Linked DNA regions of Mus musculus: regions 1, 2 and 4 are each linked to region 3. The links are chromatin loops, found by intact Hi-C in ENCODE. Cell type or tissue: heart. All regions are shown on one strand. Each heading gives the region's core, and the rest is flanking DNA. Links, peaks and the distances in the headings are about the cores only. Region 1 overlaps Gad2 (glutamic acid decarboxylase 2). Region 2 has its middle 52 kb from the start of Apbb1ip. Region 3 overlaps Gm39767 (a long non-coding RNA gene). Region 4 overlaps Apbb1ip (amyloid beta (A4) precursor protein-binding, family B, member 1 interacting protein).

Region 1 (6,075 bases), core at 2,163-4,662, 670 kb before region 3:
GCTTACTGAAGACTGGCTTCCTCTCACTGGTTAGGTACCGCTCTGCTCTGACACTAGGCTTCTTTTCCATGGCTCAGTGACTTATTCCTTTGCCTTACCTTTTCATCTAGGAATCAAGTCAAGATCACAGCATTTTGCTTCATGTTGATTTTCTGGGCTTGGAGAAGTGTAAATAACAGAGCTTTAGCATGCAGTGGCTGGTAATCAAAGGCAAAATGGAAAAGATAGGGTGGCATGGTAAAGAGGAGAGAAAATACCTCAAAGAAATCAGAATTTTCTTCTAGCTCTAAGAAACCACCTTTCCACACACTCCTTGCCCTCCTTGAAATTAGTCTAAATCCACTTCCCTGCTCATTTTTCCAGGGACTAGAGAAAAGAGGGAATGGGCTCTCCGGAGGGAATGTAGCTCGGTACACACCTTCGCACACTGAGTGTTGTGTTAATTGATGCTTTCATTTCACCCATTCCGAGAAATGCAGCAAGGGTGAATTTACTTATTAGTATTCTTTTGAACAGCACTATCCATACATGTTATATGCATGGTCATGGTAGAAGTACAGGGCGATATCATGTTAGACTATATTCTGCTGAGCACAAGTAACTGGCATTTAAGCATGGGATTAGGAAACTCCAAAGTGTGTTCAATGGACTAAGCCACACTCATTATTTTCATAAATGCAGCTTAAGTGACCTGCTCATAAACACAGAATAGATGTTTATAACATAGCATACCAGAAGAACAAAACAGAGGAAAAAAATGAAATATATATACCAGGAGAAAAGATTCCATCGCCAGAGCCCCCGGGCCAGCCAATGATTTCTCTCATTTTCTTTAGTGTAACATATTCTAGCAGCACAAATACAGGGGCGATCTCATAGGTGAACCTAAAATATATAAATGACCATATTTTATGTATATAGCTCAGATAAATTATTTACTATTGTAATATCACAGAATTTCTTGTTTTTTAAACATTCACTGATGTAAATATTATAATATAAAATATAAAATTATGTATACAAGATTTATGAAATATTGCTAATTTTTCTGTTGCCTTAAAGGCAAGATATTCAAATATTGGTATAATGTGCAGGGCTAGTTTATCACATTGAATGCAGAATATTACATAGTAGTACTATCTAAAAGGCAACATTGGGCTTTATTTCTCTTTCATGTAATGTGCTATTTTAAATCAAAATGTTTAAAAGTCTCCTTTGCATTTTAAATATTTGCATAGTTTGATAAAATGAAAAACACATCAAGGTTATTTCTTTAATTACGCCAGAGTGAGAAGAATACATAATACAAAGGGATTTACACAAAAGAGGTTTTGTGTAATCAGTTACTTACATGTTAGTGTTTGCTGTTGATGTCAACCAGTCTGCTGCTAATCCAACCATATCCAATCCAGTAGACAGCTGATTAAAATATCGGGGATGCCCTGAAGAAAATGGAATTAGGATTGCAACCAGTGAAAATAATTATCTCCCAAACATATGCTTTTTATATCTAAAGGATCTTGAAAGACACTTCAGTTACAAGAGATGCATATTCCATAATCAAATATGCAAATGTGCCTGTGAGCACAAGACATATGATCACATGCACATATGTGCACACACGCTCAAGAATCCTTCTTCTGACCAGGGGCTTCTTAGGGCTTAGTATTCCCTAGAATATACTCTAAAGAGCTCTCAAATAGTCCTATAAAAATAATATATGCTTTGCAATGTGAAGATTAGATCATTTTGTACTATACTTCCAATATAATTGCAAACAAAAACATTATGGTATTCCCAAATCATTCTTCCTATTTGCACTGATACTGATAACAGTCCTTTTGTTGAGTTGTGCTGAGAATCAGTCATACCATGACAGCCTTCAGGCATGCCAGCATCCATAATAATATCAGTGAAAATGACTGATGATTACAAAGACAAGACAAAAATGAAAAAAAAAAAGACACTCTGCTGAGTGGTTAGTCTTGGATTCAAAGGTGATGAGCATCTAGAGATGGCATAGATAAAGCTAATTCTTGACAGTTCTCTGTCTGAATATTTGATCATAATCAACAGGGTCCCTCCTAGTTGAGATTTAGAACAAAGTTGAACAGTCAGCATTACTGCCTTGTTGACAGATACGTAAAAAATATATTTCACGGAGACTGACCCATTAAAAGGATTATCTAATTAACTTCTAGATTTCTCTAAAATTCTGTAAGTAGATTGACATCTATTTATACCCTCTATACCCTGGAGGCTGTTATTTGAAATGTGATTATAAATATCTCATTGGAAGCTTGTTTTCCCATCTTGTCCTGTAGAAGCCTAACAATAGATCCATGTTCTGTTTAGCAACAGCAATTTGGGAGGAAGCTTAATTATGGAAGTGGTATCTGATAAAAATGGTATCTGTCATTTGCTGGACATCTGTCCAGTGCCTGTGATGTGAGTCTCACATCCCAAGTGTGGGCAAAACAAGATAAAGGACAGCACCAAAAAAAGCACATTCCTTATCTCTGGGACTAGATGGCTCTCTTATCAGGCCCAGGCATGCAGCTATAGAGTTTGACAATGGGAACAGACAGGCAGTGGGAAGGAGCATATTATAGAGGCACTGCTATTTGTGCACCTCTAGTTAATTCATGGCATTACATCTTTTATGGCCGCAAATCATGTCCTGCCCCCTTTTCTCTTCTGCAGTCCCTTTGATTCTGACTTCATCAGTTTACTCATTCAGAAAAGGTATAATGTCCCTCAGCGGCTGCAGTTGCTGTTGCGAGATGCCACCCCCTTCTCTCTGCCTCATTGACTCCCCATTTCATTGTAGCCCGAAGCAGACATCATAGCCTACTTCTCTCCCCAGAGGGCCCTCCACTCTTCTGTCCCCAAATCATTTTTTGAGTGTGAAAATCAATCTGGATTTATTTTATACTTATATGCATTTCTAAATGAACCTACCTATTACCACACGGGATTTAACTGTGGAAATTCTGGCAGAAAAAATCTGTATAAAACAGAGAGGAATTCTAAGGAGTGTGCAGGAGCTCTGAACAAATACTCATGGTAAACTAAATGCAAGCCTGATGTTTCTGTTACTGGGTTTCCTTCCCTCCATCTACTTTTTTAAATTTTTTTTAAAATTTTTTTACCTTGGTCTACAATTTTATCTGACGCTCTCCTGCGCCACAGCTTTCCTTCACTGTGAAACTACAGAGCTAGGTAGTTTGACAGGTCAGAACAGCATGCCATTTGGGGCTCTGGCAGAAATATCCCCCTAATTACGTTTGCTCTGCTCCTGTGGGCTCTGTGCACTGCCTCTGGTGGTTTCCCACTGCACCCATCCTGGGCTGCCTGAGAGCCTAAGAAACAGTTCCAGCAGAGCTGGCATTCTGCAGTGGCCCCTGGCCCATGTGATATGAGCATGAGGAGTCTCCTGCACAGATTAGCAAATGAGTCCTAAAGGATGCACAAAAACTAGTACCTGGCAAATGAGACCTGGTTCTCCTCAGTCAGATGGAGAGAAGCCAAAAGTCCTCTAAAACTGTGTTCTGTGAACTGACAACCCACAGAAGGATGCTCCTCCTACATTTGTTCATTTCCCTTTGTCTAAGGTTTCTCTTAAGGGTTGAAGACTAAATTAACATTACTCTATGCTCCCCAGCCCCCAGACAATGCAAATGAAGAAAGCAATCCCAGAAGATACCATTCTAGAATCCTACTATTCATGGAGGTTTCAGGTTCTAACATTTCTTTACAAGTGATTTAAACGTGACACAGACACCTCATTTAAAAATCTCCACTACCCTTCAATCCTTTCTAAAGTTCAAGGCCAGATAAAAATTAGGTTAAGAGGGACCAGGTGATATGGTCTTCAAAGGATCATAAGAATATTGGATGGTGACAGGGAGGGCAAATGTTTTGATAGACTAGGTAGTGTCAGCTGCCAAACAGGACACTAACAGCATAAGAAGCCACAAGCTTTCCAGTTGAAGACAAAAGCTACCTATGATGATTTTTTTTTGAAGTGCTACTTAGAGATATATGGGCAGGAGACAATACATGGAATCAATAATATTGAGATATTCATCCTAATCTAACAGATTTTCATCTTCACTTTAAACGAGATGCACCACAGCAATATTTGACTAACAGTTTTTCAAAATTCATAACAAAAATCTGATAATTTAATGGACCCATTTATTCCCCAAATAGAGCATTGGTACACAGGACTATGACTTCCATTGGCTGGCAATTCCCATTGTCTTAATTCTAAATGCGTTTCAAAGACTAGCTAGCAGCTTTTAAAAACTAAGAGGTTAAAAAAAAAGTATGTATTCTTTTTTATTTGTGAGCAGAATAAACAAATGGTAGTAGTTTCCATTAGCATATTTAAATGTAAGGTGTGGGGAATGGGTCAAGCAGAAAAGGATTAAAAGCATTGCTCCAGTTTGTGTGGATGCGTATGTGCAAAGTAAGTGGGAGCAGAGTATCTTTTCATGCCTGACATGTGTATCCTGCTGGCTTTTCAGGAGGAGTAACTGACCATATCTAAAAAATATCTATAATCCATGGAAATCAACAAGTTAAACTCATTTCCCCTCATATCTATTTGCACCTCTACATTCTTACAAAGTGGATAATAATTACACAATAAATCCATTTTCCGAGGCTTCTGTGCAAACCTGTTTCTCTAACCATATAAAGAATGCTCAGGCGAGAAAAGTCTAAACCATTTTTGTAGCAAAAATGTTAAAATGTTTGTGGTTTGTTATACTAACAAACTACCCACAAAATGGCAGCATAAAACATGACGTTTGCAAGGTAACCAATGGTTACTTAATACTTCACATTTGTTGCCAGTAAATCTTTTTAATTCTACAAATCATTGTAAATCCATAAGCCTTCCCTCCTCCAGCTCAGAAAGGTATTTATATTTATCACTTTACTCTGTTTCACAATGTATCGAGATGATCAGAGACAATGTAGGAAAAAAAGCCCTACACTCAGGATCTGGCTGGAAGAAAGCTGTGGAGGTACTCAAATGATGTTGCACCTGGACTTCAGCATCGTTTTATCCTGTTTTAATGGCTGCCTTGAGACTCTAATAGAGTATTCCACACATGTTTAAAATGGCCCCTTAAACGTGTTGGTATTCTTATCCACATACTCAGTAGCCGTATAGGAGACAAATCCTTGAGTAACACTGCTGGACTGCTAAGCTAGTCTATATTGTGGTGTGTGGGGATGGGGGTGGGGAGGGGTGCACACCCGGGAGTGTCTCCATAATTTTTTTCAAACCAGGAGAAAAATTGGAATTCAAACCTAACATTTAGTCTTTTGAAACAACGCTTTTTAACATTCTACCTCCAGCCTGAAGATTACGTAGGCTGGTTAGCTGGGGTTCTTGACTAGTTCCATGTCAAGGAAATTGCCAACAATGCCCTGGAGTTCAGGCATACTGGATTCCGTCTTTAGTTTTTCCTGGTCCCCTTTTACATTCCCCTTCTTTCCCCATTTTGGGTCGTTTGTACTGGCTCCTGCTGACAAATGGTTGCTTCTACAACCTCCGATTAATCTCCGTGCCAATCTGACAATTTATACCCCGATGACAGCTCGGTTATTATTAGCAAGGTGCCTTTGAATCACTCCAATAATGACTATTTTTAAGCGAATGTAACTTTGCAATTTTGAAAATAACACGACCCATCCAACATAGGAGAAACGGCTTTATAGGAAAAAAAAAAAGGAAAATTGCAGAAGGAAAAAAAAACCCTTTATTATTGCTGGTTGCACAGTACCTGTTTTAATTGCATATTTTAGAGTTGTTTGGCAATGCGTCAAAATTTCCTCCAGATTTTGCGGTTGGTCTGCCAATTCCCAATTATACTCTTGAAGAAGCTCATTGGGGTAATGGAAATCGATCACTTTAGTTGATCTATCGAAACTTTTCACCACGTACTGAAGCAAAATGTTCATAACATCTTGTAGAAATGCCAGAGTGGGCCTTTCTCCATCACACGCTGGCAGCAGGTCTAAAGAACGGAATGGGAAGGACACTTTAGACTTCACTAC
Region 2 (6,075 bases), core at 2,326-4,825, 760 kb before region 3:
TTTATGGAGCTCATCTCTAGCAGGGAGACAGGACATCAAGTGAGGAATGGGGTTTCCATAGCACAGTCACATCTCTGACCCATAATTGTTCCTGTCTGAAAGAATTACAGAGCTGGAAATAGAGAGGAGCCTGAGGAAAAGAAGGTCCAGTGACAGGCCCAAAGTGGGATGCAACTCAAGGGGAGGTCCCAAGGCCTGACACTATTACTGAGGCTATGGAGTGCTCACAAAAAGGGATCTATCATGACTGCCCTCCAAATGACCCAACAAACAGCTGAAAGAGTCAGATGCAGATATTTGCACCAAACCAGTAGACAGAAACAGGTGACCCCTGTTGTTAGGGAAGGCTGAAAGAAGCTGAGGAGAAGGGCAATTCTGTAGGAGGACCAGCAGTCTCAATAAATCTGGACCTCTGAGATCTCTCAAACACTGGACTATCAAACAGTCAGCATACATCACCTGATATGAGGCCCCCAACACACATACAGTAGAGGACTTCTGGGTCTGTTGTTCATTCAGAGATGATGCACCTAACCTTCAAGAGACTGGAGACCCAGGGAGTTTAGAGGTCAGGTGGGGTGGGAGGTAGGGGCAGCTATATGGAGATGGGGTGGGATGGGGAGGAGGTGTGGGATGTGGAGCAGTCAGAGGGTGGATGGGGTCAGGAATGGAATATGGAGTGTAAAAATAAATTAAACATAAAATAAAAATTAAAAAAGACAACATTTAATTGGGGCTGGCTTATAGTTCAGAGGTTTAGTCCATTATCATCATGGTGGGAAGCATGGTGACATGCAGGCTGACATGATGCTAGTAGCTGAGAGTTCTACATCAGGATTGGCAGGTAGCAGGAAGAGCAAGCTACTGGGCCTTGCTTGAGCTTCTGAAACCTCAAAGGCCACCCCCAGTGATACACTTCCTCCAATAAGATCTTGCCTACTCCAGCAAGGCCACATGTTCTTTCAAACAGTGCCACTCAGAGAGCCATTTTCATTCAAATCACCACAGTTCCCTGAGCCTTGGCTGAGGAAGACTGATATAGATGACTCATTTGTATCTGAGCACTCATGGTTATTTACACTCAGCACATTGCCCAGCTGTGAGTCTCTGGCCTTAAGCATGACTCACTGCAATGAGAAATTTCTCTGATCAGGGCGGAAAGTAACACAAATCTTCGAGTATAAATGTAACTATTTATAAGGAAGTTGGGCAGTGTGACCATTTGATAATACAGCAGAAGTCCTCTAGAACCTGTGAGTTCTCTAATCATAGGCTTTGGACCAGGCCTACAGTGAGTGCCTGGCATGAACTTCCTCCTAGGGAGCAGGAGTCACAGCCAATCAGAAGGCTGTTGAGGGGAGGGAGGGAGTGGAGTCTGGAATGATAGCTCAGTGGTTAAGAGCCCTTGTGCTTGGAAAGGCCCTGGGTTCGTTCTCAGTATCTACATGTTCTTTCCAGGCAGCAGCCATGCTCATGGTATACATAAATGCACACTGACAACCATGTCATACACATGAAATACAAATAAATCTAAATAAAGAATAAAAAAAAGAAAATGGTCAGTTACTCCCATAGCCACATTCTACTATTGCAACATTGGTATATCTTGCCTATATATAGGGTGGGTATTGCTGCTTGTAGAGTCCAGTGCTTGGTGTCTTTTCTCCTCAAGTAGTCTGCATGACTTCTTCTGATACTGTGTAAGCTAGTTAGCAGAAAGGAGTGTTTATTGGTCCGTTGAGGTTGGAGTTTTAAGTTTTTCCAACATGCATGAGAAGACTTTATTCCAGCAGTTATAAACAAAATAAAACAAAACAAGTAAACAAAACATATCTTCAAATTGGATAGCTTTAGAACCAGAACAGGTCCTGAGAACTCCAACAGTGTGATCTAGCAGTACTTACTGCAAAGAGCCCGAGGAACAGAAGCAGTGTAAGTGGTTATGCTCATTTGATTAGTGGCTGCAACCAAAGCTTGTGATCAGCTAGAGCACAGATACTGCAACCGGAGCTTAGTGCAGGCCCTGCTCCAAGCCAATCTCTGTATGATTTGAATATGAAACATCTACCCAAAAGGCTCATATACTGAGGCTTGCTCTTCAGCTGGTGGCACTATTGACAGGCAATCATGAGGGTGCCACTTCATTATGGGTTAATCCATTGTTGAGTCTATACCGAATCAGCTCTTAGAAGATGGTCTGAAGGTGTGCATTTGCACCGTCTGTTTGGTCTGTGGTTTCTTACTGTATCTCTTTACTTCCTGTCTCCTATAGCATGTATGCACATTTCCTAATTTGTACTGTTTGCTGTATGGTAGTAGAATTCTACTTGATCAAGTTTGCAGTATGCTTCTGTGCTAAAACACCATGACTAAAAACAACTGGGGAAGATAGAGTCTGTGTCATTGTCTAACTCCTGTATCAGGATGCATCACAGGCAAGTCAGGGCAGGAACTCAGGCAGCTACCAGGAGGCAGGACCTGAGGTAGGGACTGTGAAGGGATGCTGCTTACTGGTGTGTTCAGCTGCTTTTATACACAGCCACTTGTCCAGGGATGGGTGGGCTGGGCCATCCCATTATAATAAATAATCAAGAAAATGATCCACAGATATGCCCAACATAAATTCTTTAATTGAAATTTCTTTCCAGGTATGTTAGGTTTCTGTCAAACTGAAAAAAAATTAACCAACACAAATTGACCATTGTCAACTTGACACACAAATACATCACTATTAAACCATAATCTTTTCTTTCTTGTCTATCTCCAAGATCTCATGTTAGTATCACAAGTAAAACATACAATAACTTTACCCCCCCCCATTGTTTGAAAATTTACAACATTTTAGAAGTTCAAATTCTCTTTAAAAATACAGTCTCTTAACGATGGGCTCCTGTAAATTCCAAGATATGTCACATGATTTCCGGAGTGAAGTGTTAGAGCACAGTTCCAATCAAATCAACATACAACCAACATTATCTATCCTACCAGTCAAGCCTGGAGCTCCATTTCCAGCATCTGGGACACTCATGAACTTCTATGTTCTGAAGAGCTTTGGCAATTCCACTTCTTTGGCTCTGGCATATGAAGTACAAACAGCTTGTTTGGTGGGCTTGGTTTCACTCCACACCTGCTGCTGTGCACAGAGGTTGTCTCAAGTTGGTTCAGACATCTACAATGATGAGCCAGCATCTTCAAAAATGGACTGGTCTGGCCTCTTCAGGGACTTTGACATTGTCACATGGTGCCAAGCCTCAGCTTCTCTCAATGATCCTCCAGTCTTGGGTTTCTATTGCAGCTGAGACTACATCTCCAACAATGGTCTCTCTTTAGAGACTTCCAATGCATTATACAGCAAAGGTTGTTATTTCACACTTGACCACTGGGGGGAAGTATGGCATTTCAAACATAGCGCACAGAGCAAGCAGTCAGGCCATTTCAGTATGCCTGTGACTCAGACACACTTTCTTTTGATTTAAATGTGCTCAGATCCACCCTGTGTTTGTGAAAGGAAATGGAGGACTATAATTACGTAAGAAGAATAGATAAAACGGAAAAAGAAAAGCACTTCCATTTCTAAGAATCACGATAGAGAATTAAAGACGAAAAGTAAGAAAAATGGCACGAATACCAAATGTTTTTCTGTGTGTCCTTAGTAATAGAGGTGAAAGATGTGCACAAGCTAGAACTTTGCTAATGCCGAGGAGAGCTCACAGGAAGTGTGGGTTAGAGCCTCAGAGCCTCACACAAACGTGGTGGGGCTGCTCTCCATATTTCCTTCCACATGGGAGGACCAGAAGATAAGAAAAAGACTGACAGAATATAATTTTCCTCAGGTAGGATGATCCCCAAGACAGAGAAGTGAACACTAGAGAGAAAGAATTTGAGTATAAACACTGCCTGAAATAAATGGTGGCTGAGGAGATAAACTGCTCTAGGAAGACACTGGAATGGTCAGACCCTGCAGGGGTAATGAGCTGAAACTATAGGGGTGTCAGTGAACACCAGTTACCAGAGCGTAGTAGCATTGGTAACAGTTTCCAAATATTGACTAAATGCTAAAATGAGCTACAACAGTGGCAATATAAAAGGGCATCAGGTGGTTTCATCTCAAGGAGTCAGTGTTTAGAGAACTATAGTTTTGTGATATGATTATAAGGTAGAAAGGATTGAGAAAGAAACATACATCTTTAAGCATTCAACTCAATGTTGGTTTGCTATGTTTCTGTCAAATATCTATTGGTTATAGACTAAATACTTCATGAGCTTTCCACCCACAGTTACATTGTACACTAAGGGAAGGGACCTCACAGGGAAGAGCTGCCTGGCCAAATGCAGCTCATCCCTTTTCTTTCAGTTCTGAGGAAATGTATTCCAAATGAAGCCTCAATGCAAAACATATTGCTGTCATGAGGGCATAATTAAATTGTACTTAAAATGCTTGAAACTCTAGGTAGAAACATTTCCTTAAAATTCATATTTTAGATGTTCAACATCCTTAATCATCGGGGAAATGCAAGTCAAAACAACCCTGAGATTCTACCTCACACCAGTCAGAATGGCTAAGATAAAAAATCCAGGTGATAGCAGACGATGGGGAGGATGTGGAGAAAGAGGAACACTCTGCCATTGCTGGTGGGATTGCAAGCTGGTACAACCACTCTGGAAATCACTTTGGCGGTTCCTCAGAAAACTGGACAAAGTACTACCAGAAGATCCAGCAATACCACTCCTGGGCATATACCCAGAAAATGTTCCAACTTGTAAAAAGGACACATGTTCCACTATGTTCATAGCAGCCTTATTTATAATAGCCAGAAGCTGAAAAAAACCTAGATGTCCCTCAACAGAGGAATGGATACAGAAAATGTGGTACATTTACACAATGGAGTACTGCTCAGCTATTAAAAATAATGAATTTATGAAATTCTTAGGCAAATGGATGGATCTGGAGGATATCATCCTGAGTGAGGTAACCCAATCACAAAAGAACACACATGACATGCACTCAGTGATAAGCAGATATTAGCCCAGAAACTTAGAATACCCAAGATACAATTTGCAAAACACATAAAACTCAAGAAGAAAGAAGGCCAAAGTGTGGATACTTTGTTCCTTCTTAGAATGGGGAGCAAAATACTCATGGAAGGTGTTACAGAGACAAAGTTTGGAGCTGAGATGGGAGGAAGGACCAACCAGAGACAGCCCCACTTGGGGATCCATCCCATAAACAACCACCAAACCGAGACACTATTGCATATGCCAGTAAGATTTTGCTGACAGGACCCTTGTAAGTCTATGCCAGTGCCTGGCAAACACAGAAGTGGATGTTCACAGTCATCTATTCCAATGTAGGAGCTAGAGAAAGTACCCAAGGAACTGAATGTGTCTGCAACCTATAGAAGGAACAAAAATAAGAACTAACCAGCACCCCCAGAGCTCATGTCTGTAGCTGCATATGTAGTAGAGGATGGCCTAGTCAGCCATCAATGGGAGGAGAGGCCCTTGGTCTTGTGAAGATTATATGCCCCAGTACAGGGGAATGCCAGGGCCAGGAAGTAGAAGTGGGTGGGTTGGGGAGCAGGGCAGGGGGAGGGTATAGGGGAGGGGACTTTCAGAGAGGAAACTAGGAAAGGGGATAGTATTTATAATGTAAATTAAGAAAATATCTAATAAAAAATCATATTTTAGAAAAAGCTAGTGAAGTGACTTGAGATTTTCTTACAGGAGTTTGAAAAGATGTTGTTCTAGCTAGATACATCAGCTTGATAGGAGCTAGAGTCATTAGTGAGGAAGTAGCCTTAACTGGGAAAATGCTTCCATAAAGTTGGGCTGTAGGCAGGCCTGTAGGACACTTTCTTAATTACTGATTGATGTGGGAGGAGGGCCCAGTGCATTGTGGGTGGAGCCATCCCAGTGCTAGTGGTCCTGGGTTCTATAAGAAAGCAGTCTGAATAAGCGATGGAGAGAAAGCAAGTAAGCAGCACTCTTCCCTGGCCTCTGCATCAATTCCTGTCTCCAGATTCTCACCCTGTTAAGTTCCTCTCCTGAACTCAATGATAGACTTTGGATGTGGAA
Region 3 (6,075 bases), core at 1,452-3,951:
CAAAGACTGGTCATCTTAAACAGCAAACATTCAACTTCTTACACTTCTGTGTTCTAGGTCAAGATGAAGGGGCATTTGGGCAGCACCTCCTGCACTTTCTGACTTGCAGAGTGGGGTCTTCCTGAGGTGTCTTCACATGAAGGCCAGACTACAACCTCCCACCCCCAATAAGGACCCAATAGCCCCAGCTGTGTGGGCTCTACTTTTAAGAACTTGACTACAAAGATGCCATCTCCCAACAATGTCAGCTAGGACTTAGGATTTATGCATATGAATTTTAGAGAAACAAACCCCCCTCTAAGCCCCTGATATAATGATCAGAGTTTGTAGGTTCAAATCTTTTAGGGATCTATTGTTTTTCAGCCACACTCCCATCAATAATCTTACCTGGGAGTTCTGCTATTAAGTTCACAAAGGTGCCTGGAAGGGAGAAGGTGTTACAGAATTCTAATTACAAGGTGATCACAGTTGTTTGCCTCCTTTCTTTTGTGTCTTTTTAATTTAGCAAGCTAATTTTATATTTTTGTGGTTTTCTCTCTACTCTAAACAATGTGAAATGCTGCCTTTCACTTAGCCTAAATACTGGCCAATAATTAATTAATTAATTAATTTTTTAAACTGAATCCACAAGAGACACCTTGTGTTTCTCTTCATATCACCACAGGAAGGTGTGCCTGTCAGGGCGAATAGTGCAGGTCATTGCTGAGTCTCCTTCTTCACCCGGGCAGCAGTCTGCAGAAGCTGCCCTGGAGTGACCATTGTGAAGCTGTTCTCTGCTGCATGTTTTCCCCACAGCTCCCCACTGAAACATGGGCAGCCTGAGAGCGCCCATGGTGAAAGTGTTTATAGCCTGGAAATTGACAAGTGCTGCTGTTAAACCTGTCCAGCATGAGGTATCAGCTTTCCCACTGACTTTTGAGAAATGCTGTTAAATGTAGATAGGGAAATGATGTTGGTTGGGCATAGTAAGGAAGCAAAATTACATAGGGTTGAATTCTCATACGCTAGTGCAAATGTTTACTAATCTGTCCAAAACCAAGTTCCAGCACCAAAGCTTAGGAAACTGGGTGCCAATGAAAAGTCAGGGCCCTCTGTGGCCCACTAAGAATCTCAGAGACTAAGCAGTACAGAACGTAGTGGTGAGACATGTCCAGACAAAGGAAGCCAGGAGAAATCTTAAAATAAGGTCAATAAACACCTATCTACTAAAGGTTTCCACTGAGCACTTAGAGTTTCCAGGGAAATGCAGGCTGCAGTGTATCTCTGCAACAGTCCTCCATTCTGGAATGATATTCTTGTCAGTGGAAATGATCCAACTCCTTTTGTGGATTTTACACCAACTATGTGACCACAACCCTTATACCCTGGAATGCACCTTTCTCATCCAGAAAATTAGACCTCTGTTCTCTGAGATTACCCTCTGAAGCATAATTTAGTTATTATTACACAATAATAATCTGTAGAAGGATAATGGTGTCAGAGCCTGAATGAAATCAGCACGTTTATAGTTATTTTCAGGTGTATGTTTTGTTTTCCCTATACTGTGGAACTCTTTAGTACACAGCCTCAATCTCTCTTTCATCTTTGTCTCCTCTGTGCTGGATACATGCTAGATATTCAGAGGATGTCTACTGGATTAGCAAATGAGTCGTAAACACTCTTATAATAAACCAGAGACTAGGTAAACAGAATTTAGAATTATAGAGAAACTCCCATCCCTCATTACACATTTCCATTGGAGTTTCAGGAGACACCAACTATTAAAACATACTCTATTTTTCAGATCCTGGAGAAAAGTAGAGACAAGGCTAAGGTTCTGAAGAACAATGTCCTTCCCAGGGCTGGTTCTGGTTCTTTCCCAGCTTTTGGAACATCAGGCTCCATTTTGTTTTACAGAGCAGTAGGACTCTGGTTTTGACTGTCAGATTCCTGCAGAGGCATGGCTTTGAGCTCAGTAGACCATCTTAGCCTCTATTTGCAGCCATCGCTGGAATCTTGGGAGACTGCAGCATCTGTACAGTGCACTGGGCATTTCAGGAAACTGCTTGACTAAGTAAAACACAGCTATCAACCTGTTGTTGAGAAAATCTGACTTACGGAACGTTTTCCTTCAGGTATGTTGAACCCTAAGGACTGAGGGAATGTTTGGTCACCAGAACAGATGTGCCCTTTCATATCATGAACAAATGCAGAGCTAATCTTGCTTTCCATTGTGGCTTGTGCATTGACTCCGATTTGCTATGTGAGTTTTCTTCTTAAAACTATCAAAAAACAAGTCATTTATTGTCAAAAGCTCCCACAAGGGGCACACAAGGGTGTTCTGCTTTTAAATAAATTTCTGTAGCAAAGCCCACTGTCATTTTTGAGACAGTGACGTACGTGGAGAATTATTCATTTCCTGTCTGTCAGCTCCTTCAGAGTTCAGATCGCTTGCTTGGTGACAGTAGTTTAGTTCAAGCCAACTCAATGCTGCACTCAAGTGGTCAATTCTATGTAGCACAGAAAGAAAACAAGACAAAGAGCCACTGCTGATCAGAAACAAGGGAGTTACCAAAATCCACTGCTCACCTTGAACCTTACATAGAACAGACTGTGAGATAAAATGAGCCCAATAGATGCCCTTGCAGAATCTGTATGATGTGTAAAGAATTCAGAGTAGGAGGCAATTAAAGTGCCAGGCTTTTGCTGTCAAGTCAGAAAAACAAACAAACAAACAAACAAACAAACAAAATAGCTTTCTTTTGCTAGGTATAGTAGCTTGGGCTGCCATCTGTGGTATCTTAGAATTTGTAGAACATCTACCCAGTCCCTCTGGCTTACAGAGTCTCCAGTGAGATGTCAAGTGTAACTCTTGGGCCATGGTCATTTTTCCCCTGGAGCTTTAATATTCTCTCTTTGTTCTATACAGTTAGTGCTTTGATTATTATGTGCTAACGTGGGTTTATTTTCTAGTCTGAGCTATTTGGTGTTCTGTATGTTTCTTGTACCTTGATAGGCATCTCCTTCTTTAGATCATGAGAATTTTATTCTATGATTTTTGTTAAAAAAATGTTTTCTGAGCCTTAGACTTGTGTTTCTTTTCCTTCCTATATGCCTATTATTCTTAGATTTGGCCTTTGCACAGTGTCCAATATTTCATGGATATTTTGTGCCAGGAGTTTTAGAGTTTAAACATTTTCTTTTACCAATATATTCTATTCTCCTGCTGTGTCTTGAATGCCTGAGACTCTCTCTTCCATCTTTTATATTCTTCTAGTGAGGTTTGCCTCTGAGCTTCCTGCTCAAATTCCTAAATTTATTCATTTCCAGATTTTCCTCAGTTGGGTTTCTTAATTGATTCTATTTCTGCTTTCAGGTCTTGAACTGTTCTTTTCATTTCCTTCCACTGCTGTGTTGCAGATGATTTTTTAAAGGGGTTTATTTGTTCCCTCTTTAAGTACCTCATTATATTCATAAAGGCTGTTTCAAGGTCTTTTTCTTGTTTTTAAGCTATGTTGGAATACTGAGGGTCTGCTGTGTTGGGGTTGCTGGGCTTCAAAGGAGACTTATCATCCTAGATGCTAATGAATGTGTTTTCATTCTGGATTGTAAGTATCTAGGATTTGGAAGATTGTAGTTCAAGGTGCTGATATTTGGTCTTCTCTTTGTTAGGTGGATTTTTTTCCTTTTGTTTTCTGTTGCCCTCTTATTCTTAGGAGAGTGTGGTGGCTGTGTGTTGCCTGATAGGAAATTCTTCTGTGGATACTGTGCTTCCCTGGTGAAATGTGTTTCTGGTATTGGGAGCTGACACTTAAATGGGGATGGTTTGGGGTGGGGGACTGAGCAGCTCCACAGGAGAGAGTAAAGGAGAACATTCCACCAGGATGTAGTTAGTGCCATAGAATAGGGACAGAGAGTCAGAACAAACACAGGTGAAGGTCTGCTACCTAAGAAGGAGGAGTATGGGAAATTGGACTTAGTGGGCCAGAGGGAAAGGTGAAGATCTGCTTCCCTGGTGCATGCGCTAATGTGCTATAGTTAATTTGTTAAAATCTCAGCATATAACTACTCATATAGGTTTATGAGATACAGTGCTCTGTCTCTGACTCTCTGTCTCTGTCTTTATCTCTCTCTCTATCTCTCTCTCTCTCTCTCTCACACACACACACACACACACACACACACACACACACACACACACACAAATCCAAGCAGAGTAAATGGAGCATCCATTTTCCCAGAGGAATAGTATGTTTATGACACATACACAGGCTACTGGGGAACATCACAGCATGACAGATCATTCTGTACATACTTCTAAACACCAGTATACAGTATATTATTTCCCTTCCATAAGTGTCTCTTCTGTGCTTGCTTCACTCAAGGACAAGTAGCTGAATTAAGCACACAGGATGAGTACAAAGGTTGAAAAGAGTGATTCCTAAGGCCAACCCTGACCAGATGTGTAGCTAGATGTGTGAGCCTCTCCAAGCTGTCCCTTACCATGTGTAATTGCATGCCATAGCTGGGAAAAGCCAGATGAACAGCATGCACTGCTTTGCCCTCGTGTTTCCTGCAATGCTGCAGATTTAATAGGGTTCTCCTGGGCCCTATTTATATCATGGCAAATTCTTTCTGGCTTAGGACACATACTGAAATGCTGTAGAATTTTAGCACTTTTAAAATTGCGGTGGCTCTATGTGCAATGGAACCCTGCTGACCCAAGACAGATAATTTGCCTTCATAAGCACCCAGCTTTGGACTGAGCTGTGACTCAGGCTGTGCCTGCATGTGGAGATGGAAATGAATTTAAGCAATTTAGTAATCTGCTCTTGACTTCACGAGGTGCATTTTGTTTGATTGAATCTCTCCTTTTGCTGAAAACTGTATGGTAGTTTGCCTGAATTTTTCACAATTAATTTTCCCCTATTTAAAATAACTTTTATTTTAAAACACCACCACCAATTAACCGTCCTCTGTAGTCTGTAGTCTGGCTGAGGTTGTAAGCATTTTCCAGAGAGCTTCATGTTTACTGGTTCATGCGTTTCTCTGAAGGTAGTCTATTCACAGAGCATGTGTTAGTACATGTACTTTTTCTAAAAGGAAGTAGAGAAGAAAGAGAAATCGATAAGGGGAAGAAAAAGAAGGAGAAAGGCGATTTTCTGTCTTTATCCTTATCCTCAAGAAAGATGCAGTGTTAATGATCCTATTGCATTTAAAATTCCCTGCGCAATTTGCGGGGTTCCAGTCAGAGAGGATTCCCAGTCTATTCATGTTATGGTTACCTGGTCTGCATCTCCCTCCAGTGCCCACTTCCCTTCTTATTCAAATAGGATTCCATGACCATTATTACAGGTCTTCTGCATAAGGGACTGAGTAGTGAGCTGCTTTCACCGTGCACATTCCACGGATGCTGGGTGGGAGCTCAACCCATTCCCCATCCGCATAAAGAGTGTCCTCTTAGGTCAGTCATTATACTGTGCACTGAATCTCCTCTCTGTTCTTCAGTAGTGATTCTCCTTCTAAGAAATGAATAGAAGGCCTTCCTCCTGCTCTCTCTCACTTACACTAGTGTTTCATCAAATTTGTTTCCTTTTACAGAAAACATTCCTGAAAACATTTTTTTTTCTGCCCATTCTTAACCCTTCCTCATCTCTATGGTTTTGGTTGGTTTGGATGTCTCCAGGTATTCTTGGTTGAATATTCATTGTTGAATGCAGACTGTTCATGAAGTGCCCGTATCTGCTATCTGTAGCCTGCAACTTTTCAATCTGCTCCCCAGTTCTCAAATAATGACTTAGAGGCTTATTTATTTATGAATAAATGCCTATGCCATAAGCTTTGGCTTGTTTCTTGACTAGCTTGTACTCAAAAGCTTTAAACTATTCTATGTTTACCAAATAGTGGCTAGTTATCTCTCCTCAGTTTCATGAATCTGACTTCCTCAGAGTCCACGGTGAATCCCCTGCCTCTGACTATCTCTCAGAGTTCTAGTCTTTCTACCAGAACTCCCACACTCTACTTCCTGCCTTTTGCTAATAGGCCATCAGTTTTTATTGGTAGGTGATGCTTCCATAAAGTGCATAAGAGATTATC
Region 4 (6,075 bases), core at 1,893-4,392, 910 kb before region 3:
TGAGCTAGCTTGGGTCCCTCAGCACACCACCATCACACAGGATGGTTTGGTGGAGAAGGAGCACGGATGATCTACCAGACAAGACTTTATAGAAGGCTATAAGTGAGTGTGCAAGCATCTAACTGGAAAGTTACTATGGCCTTTAACATAATTGGCTGGTGCTGCGAGTATATCATAAACTTAATTTCTGCTTCACTCTGTATTGGTGGTCATTAGGCAGGGGGAGGGCTTGTAACCTGGGGGTGCAGGTTTGTTGGAGGAATAACTTGGAGACACTGGTCTTGTTTGGGTGTAACCTGGAGACTGGAGCTAGGCTCCGGTTTTGTTGATGTGTGAACATGAGTGTTTTCTCTGCTTTTACCTGTAGAAGGCTGAGCTGGCATCGGTGTACCAACAGTCCCCAGGTTTGTCCACCGAGAGGCAAGTCCAGCTCTTGCCACAGCCCGCTGATAGTTATCATAGAGAGTCTTCCCATACTAAGGAGGGAATACAGAGAAGAAAAGAAGGAATCCATTTATTTAAATTTTGCACTCAACTGCAAGATACATATTGGAAGAAAAAAAGGTGCCATTATTCTCATCCAAGTTGCATTTTGGGGGTATATTTCATTGATTGCTCTTTCAAATGTTAAATAATTCTCTAGATTAGCAAAATTAGCAAATTCTCCCATCTACACACTAGAGGACAGGGATAGCCACAAAATGCCAATCACAAAATTCTGATCATGTAACTGTTGAGTTAATCGGCTTCGTTTGCTCTCTCCACTTTCTATGGTGAGATGGAACTCAGGACCCCACACATGCTAGGCAAGTGCTTTACCATTAAGGCACAGACCTTTGGCCTGGTCTCGAGTTTCTTATCTGCACACCTGTGTTTGCAATTCTCCCTGTGAATATGAACAGTTGTTTTTTTTTTTTAAAGTCAACTCTGATTCTCTTGCCAGAGGACAGGTGTGTGCTTGTATGGCAGTAAGTGAATGACTCCACTTACTGATGGGTAGAAAGAAATCAAGAACAAATAGACGAGATAACATCTGTACCCAGAAATGCTGAAACGTTGGCCTTAGTTAACAAGCTTCTTGGCTGGCCCAAGAACACATGAAGGTGAGCACATACTCACCTTGGCGATCCTTATTCCCATTACCCATTGACTGAGAGTTCTTGCGTCATCACAGCAGAGATACTTGATATATTGAGATTCCTTCTGAATTTGAGGATGCTACAAAGAAGCAGTTTTGAAGACAATTAATAGATGCAATTTATTAAGAGCCCAAACCACTGTTTGAAAAAAAAACTCAAAGAAAAACTATGACAATATATATGATTTACTGAGATGGTGGCAAAGGCAGTTTTAGGATCAGGAAGAGCCGAGGTGTCATTATGAAGCCCAGGATGGCCTTGAACTCATGATTTTCCAATTTAGTCTTCCTGATAGCTGAGATCACATGTTAGCATACCCAGCTTTTAAGAACTGCTAAACTGGCAGCCCCACAGCACAAGTCTGCAACCTCAGCTACTAGAGAGGTGTCTGAGATAGGAGGACCACCAGGTTGAGATCTGCTTGAGAAATGTAATGAGACCCTACCTCAAAAGTAAAAGGTACTGAAAAGGCTGGGTGTATAGTTCAGTGGCAGCATACTTGCCTATCATCTGTGAGGCCCTGGGTTCACCCCCCAGCACTATTAAGAAAGAGGCCCAACTCTGATCAGATTTAAGGAGCCTGTTATATGCTTTAACCATAAGGACTTCTTATATGTCAGTAATAATTGTATTTCTCCCTTCTAAATGCTGAAATCCGTTATATATTTTATATGTCTGTTCCTCATTGGAAATCAGGTTGCCTCTCTATCATATAAGGGGCTTACCTAGTAGGCATTTTACGTTACAAAACTGGTGCTTATAAAATTAGTTTTATTTGTGCCAAAATTTAGTCCAGGTGTCATTTCTTTCAACAAGAATACAGAGTTTTGCAATGATCTATCGCTCTTTCCTAATGGTGGTTTCACATCCACTTGGGCACATCCTCTGCAGGCATGATGGCATTCAGAGTGTTTCTATCTGTCCTTAAGTGGCCATCAACAGTGTGTGTACAGGGGTTATATAGGCCCCCAGGAGTTTACAAGAGAACACTGATGTGGCAGACACAAAAAGATTGCAACTCTGTTTCTGGATTCTCTAGTCCCTGTAGCTTTTGTTTCTGTTTGGCTTTTACATATTCAGCTCTCTATCAGATGGGAACTTTGCCTGTATTATTTTTTTTGGAAGATCCCTGGTGCTTAGCACATGCCTGGCATGTAGTAGAACCTTAATCTGGGTGTCAAAATAATTTTTTAAATATATAAATAAGCATAGTATTTACTCTTATATCAGAAAAGTTGAAGTCATTGGGTCAGAGGCTGGTAACCAAACCTAGGATCTGAAATGTGTGTGATGTCAATTTTCATGGGCCATTGTAACTTCGATTACATTTTATTGTATAAAAAAATACCAACTAAAACAACTGTTTTTGTGTGTGTGTGTATGCACGTGCGTGTGTGTGCGTGTATGTGTTTGTGTTTCCTTAGAGCAGCCTTATGAAGCTCAGGTTGGCCTTGCTAGTCTGAGCATAAACTAGTGGCACTAAAGATCAGAGCTATCAGGAGATCTAGGAGGCTTCCATTGGCAGAAACGGGCTGAAGCCACAATCCCTCTCTACGGTGCTTCATAGAGCTTCCACTTGCATTGAGCAAACTCACTGACCTTTAGGAAAGTAGTTAATCGTCAAAGGTGATCTGAGCTTTTGAGCTATGCCTTTAATATGCTGGAATATGAGGGAGAGCATATGGTGTGGTTTCCCTGCAAGCTTTGTGCTTGTTGTGTCCCACATCGATCCTCTGCAAGACACATAGTCTGCAAGGGCTTTAGTTATTTCTAAATTTATTTATTTCTGTGTTTAAAAATGATAAAAATTGATATTTGGAGAGCTTCCTGTTTATTTCTTTATCCACTAGAATTTCTGAGTTTATATTGAGTCATTGAAGACAGCACTGTATTTTAAAGATACTACAGGAATAAAACAACAGAAAATGTAAAGGATTCCTGTCTGTGGTCTTTTCTAGCAACTGAGAAAAGTTGACCCTTTTAATTGGATTGCTTCCTTTACTGACTCGGAATTTGCATCAGCCTGGCCTGGAAGCCAGCTAGTTCCTTGATTGTCCCTCTTAGATTCCTCTTTCCTGACGACGCCAACCAGTATGCAGACTGTTGCTGTAGTTCTCCAGTTGCGCCAGGAGATGGCGGCAAACACTTTTGGATGGCTGCCCCACACTGTGTTGTTCCTCTCCTGGGCATATACCCAGAAGATGTTCCAACTGGTAATAAGGACACATGCTCCACTATGTTCAAAGCAGCCTTATCTATCTATTTATTTATTTAAATTTTTAATTAGGTATTTTCCTCATTTACATTTCCAATGCTATCCCAAAAGTCCCCCATTACCCCCCACCCCCCACTCCCCTACCCTCCCACTCCCCCTTTTTGGCCCTGGCATTCCCCTGTACTGGGGCATATAAAGTTTGCAAGTCCAATGTGCCTCTCTTTCCAGTGATGGCCGACTAGGCCATCTTTTGATACATATAGCAGCCTTATTTATAATAGCCAGAGCTGGAAAGAACCCAAATGTCCCTCAACAGAGGAATGGATCCAGAAAATGTGGTACATTTACACTTTGGAGTACTACTCAACTATTAAAAACAATGAATTTATGAAATTCTTGGGCAAATGGGTGTATCTGGAGGATATCATCCTGAGTGAGGTAACCCAATCACAAAAGAAGTCATTTGATATGCACTCACTGATACTTGTCATGATATTAGCCCAGAAACCTAGAATACCCAAGATACAATTTACAAAACACAAGAAAATCAAGAAGAAGGAAGACCAATGGGTGGATACTTCATTCCTCCCTAGAATAGGGAATAAAATGTCCATGGAAGGAATTGTAGAGACAAAGTTTGGAGCTAAGACGAAGGGATGGACCATCTAGAGACTGCCCCATAATCAGCCACCAAATGCAGACACTACTGCATATGCAAGCAAGATTTTGCTGAAAGGGCCCTGATATATCTCCTGTGAGGCTATGCCAGTGCCTAGCAAATACAGAAGTGGATGCTCTACAGGATGGAACACAGAGCCCCCAATGGAGGAGCTAGAGAAAGTACCCAAGGAGCTGAAGGGGTCTGCAACCCTATAGGTGGAACAACAACACGAACTAACCAGTACCCCCAGAGCTCGTGTCTCTAGCTGCATATGTAGCAGAAGATGGTCTAGTCGGCCATCATTGGGAAGAAAGGCCCCTTGGTATTGGGAACTTTATATGCCCCAGTACAGGGGAATGCCAGGGCCAAGAAGTGGGAGTGGGTGGGTAGGGGAGCAGGGCTGGGGGAGGGTATAGGGGACTTTTGGGATAGCATTTGAAATGTAAATGAAGAAAATATCTAATAAAAAATTTAAAAAAATAAAATAAAAAGGAATCAGGTGATAACAAAAAAAAAAAAAAAAGAAGTTCTCAGATTTCAGTACTGTAAACCTTACGCCAATAATCACGTTCTAAAGGGGATCTTGACATTGGAAACATCAATCAAACCAAGTAGTGTGGTCCAATAGCATTGAGTAACCTAAACGTCAGAGTGTTCAAGTGTGAATCAGGCACTTGGTAGCTAGAATGTGACGTTCTGTAGATGTCTGCAGCATCCTCAACAAAGAAATCTGCAAAACCAAATCAAGGGCTCACCGTTCAGTACCAGGACCTCAGATGCCCGACTTACAACAGAGTCTCTGCTCTGACTAACATGTGAGCAGGACATTGGCCAGTAATTAATATTTAAATTCTTCCTATGAAAGCACAGGGTGAGCTCGAGGGAATGGCTCAACAACTGATAGGGTTTGCTCTTCAGTCATGAAAACTACCAGTGTTTGGATCCCAGCACCCCCATAACAAGCTGGGTATTCCAGCTCCGAGTCGGGTGGGGTTTACTGGCTTCTACCTAACTGAGAACTGAGGTTCAGGTTTAGGAAGAGACCCTGTTTTAATGCAATAGACATAGAGTCTTAGAAGAAGATGTCAGATGTCCTCTTCTGACCTCTATTTGTGTGTACTTGCACACATGTATACACATACATTTACATAGATACTACAGACATGTAAAAATCAGTAAAATCACGAAGAAGAAAGTGTCTAATTTTTCCTTCAGAGATATTTAGAAATTTGATATTGTTACCTTTAGTTTACTCTTAATATTAAATATTCCATTTTTTGGGTTTTGTGCATATCATAGGAGTCAAGCAAACTGTGCAAAGTGCACCAGTTATTTGTGTCGAGGTGTCCACTCCACTTAAGAAGCACAGTGAACTATTTAAGTATGTTATTCACCTAACTACAGGAAAACGTGGTTGTACCCAGAAATCAGGTGGCTTTTAATATAAAATAAAGGGCCACTACATTTCTTCCAATCCTCTAACTTCGTGGTTCTGAGGTGAGCTATCTGGTTGACACCAAGTTCACACTTCAGAGGTTCTTCGGGCTCTGTGACAAAGTCTCAGAGCCTGTCACAATGCTAGCCTTGGTCACCTCACCTTACTTACTTCTGTATAACTCAGCCTTTGATTGAGAAATTACTTACAAAAGGGCTTAAAGAAAACACAAAATCAATGCCAACCAGCTGGAATCTTCCTCGTGATCCTTGTCTCTGATCTTGAATAATAGAAGCTCTGAGTGTGTAATGTCAAGGCCATTGCAGAACATTCTTGCTAAAGGGGATCCTAATGTCCTCTAAACTCACAAATGAGGAAAGAGAGCATCAGACAAGGTTAAACAACTTGACTTGGGGTAAAGGTAACATCAGGATAAAAATTAGAATAAAATCCTCTTTTGTTTAAGCCCTGGGAGTTGACAATATAACCCCCAGGCATGTAAAAAGATGGAACGCAGAGACAAATGCCAACAAAAGTGTGGTTATTCTGTGATTTCATAATAAAAGTTTGAAAAAGACTGAAAAATCATATTGAATGAGTGTTAGAATGTTTGGAGAATGTCAAT

Evidence for each region. Peaks named below come from ENCODE experiments on the same cell type or tissue, not always from the same donor. Only the 100,000 strongest peaks of a DNase experiment are listed, where the experiment ranks them.
Region 1: it touches region 3 in a loop (4-fold over the local background); 10 of 42 quality-filtered maps call a loop at or near these places.
Region 2: a loop joins it to region 3, with 11 times the contacts of the local background. A loop is called at or near these places in 38 of 42 quality-filtered maps.
Region 4: a loop joins it to region 3, with 5 times the contacts of the local background. A loop is called at or near these places in 26 of 42 quality-filtered maps.

Annotation. Positions count from the first base shown.
Region 1 is chr2:22,624,758-22,630,832 of GRCm38, reverse strand. Gad2 (glutamic acid decarboxylase 2) reads right to left here. Exons shown (of 16, transcript NM_008078.2): 4 at 5,802-6,035; 5 at 1,352-1,442; 6 at 773-885. Among named protein-coding and RNA genes, the nearest start is that of Gad2, 5.5 kb to the right of the region's middle. In heart, for the core only: no CTCF peak of the experiment used is centred there; no DNase peak of the experiment used is centred there; H3K27me3 peaks cover 763 bases.
Region 2 is chr2:22,719,354-22,725,428 of GRCm38, reverse strand. No RefSeq gene overlaps it. Among named protein-coding and RNA genes, the nearest start is that of Apbb1ip, 52 kb to the left of the region's middle. In heart, for the core only: a CTCF peak has its summit at 3,379 (motif pointing right); no DNase peak of the experiment used is centred there.
Region 3 is chr2:21,954,942-21,961,016 of GRCm38, reverse strand. It overlaps Gm39767 (a long non-coding RNA gene), which reads left to right. Exons shown (of 6, transcript XR_866004.1): 2 at 1,897-2,114. Among named protein-coding and RNA genes, the nearest start is that of Gm39767, 6.2 kb to the left of the region's middle. In heart, for the core only: a CTCF peak has its summit at 2,485; no DNase peak of the experiment used is centred there; H3K4me3 peaks cover 400 bases; H3K27ac peaks cover 552 bases.
Region 4 is chr2:22,862,036-22,868,110 of GRCm38, reverse strand. Apbb1ip (amyloid beta (A4) precursor protein-binding, family B, member 1 interacting protein) reads right to left here. Exons shown (of 14, transcript NM_019456.2): 11 at 1,120-1,218; 12 at 362-476. Among named protein-coding and RNA genes, the nearest start is that of Gm52503, 28 kb to the left of the region's middle. In heart, for the core only: a CTCF peak has its summit at 3,262 (motif pointing right); no DNase peak of the experiment used is centred there.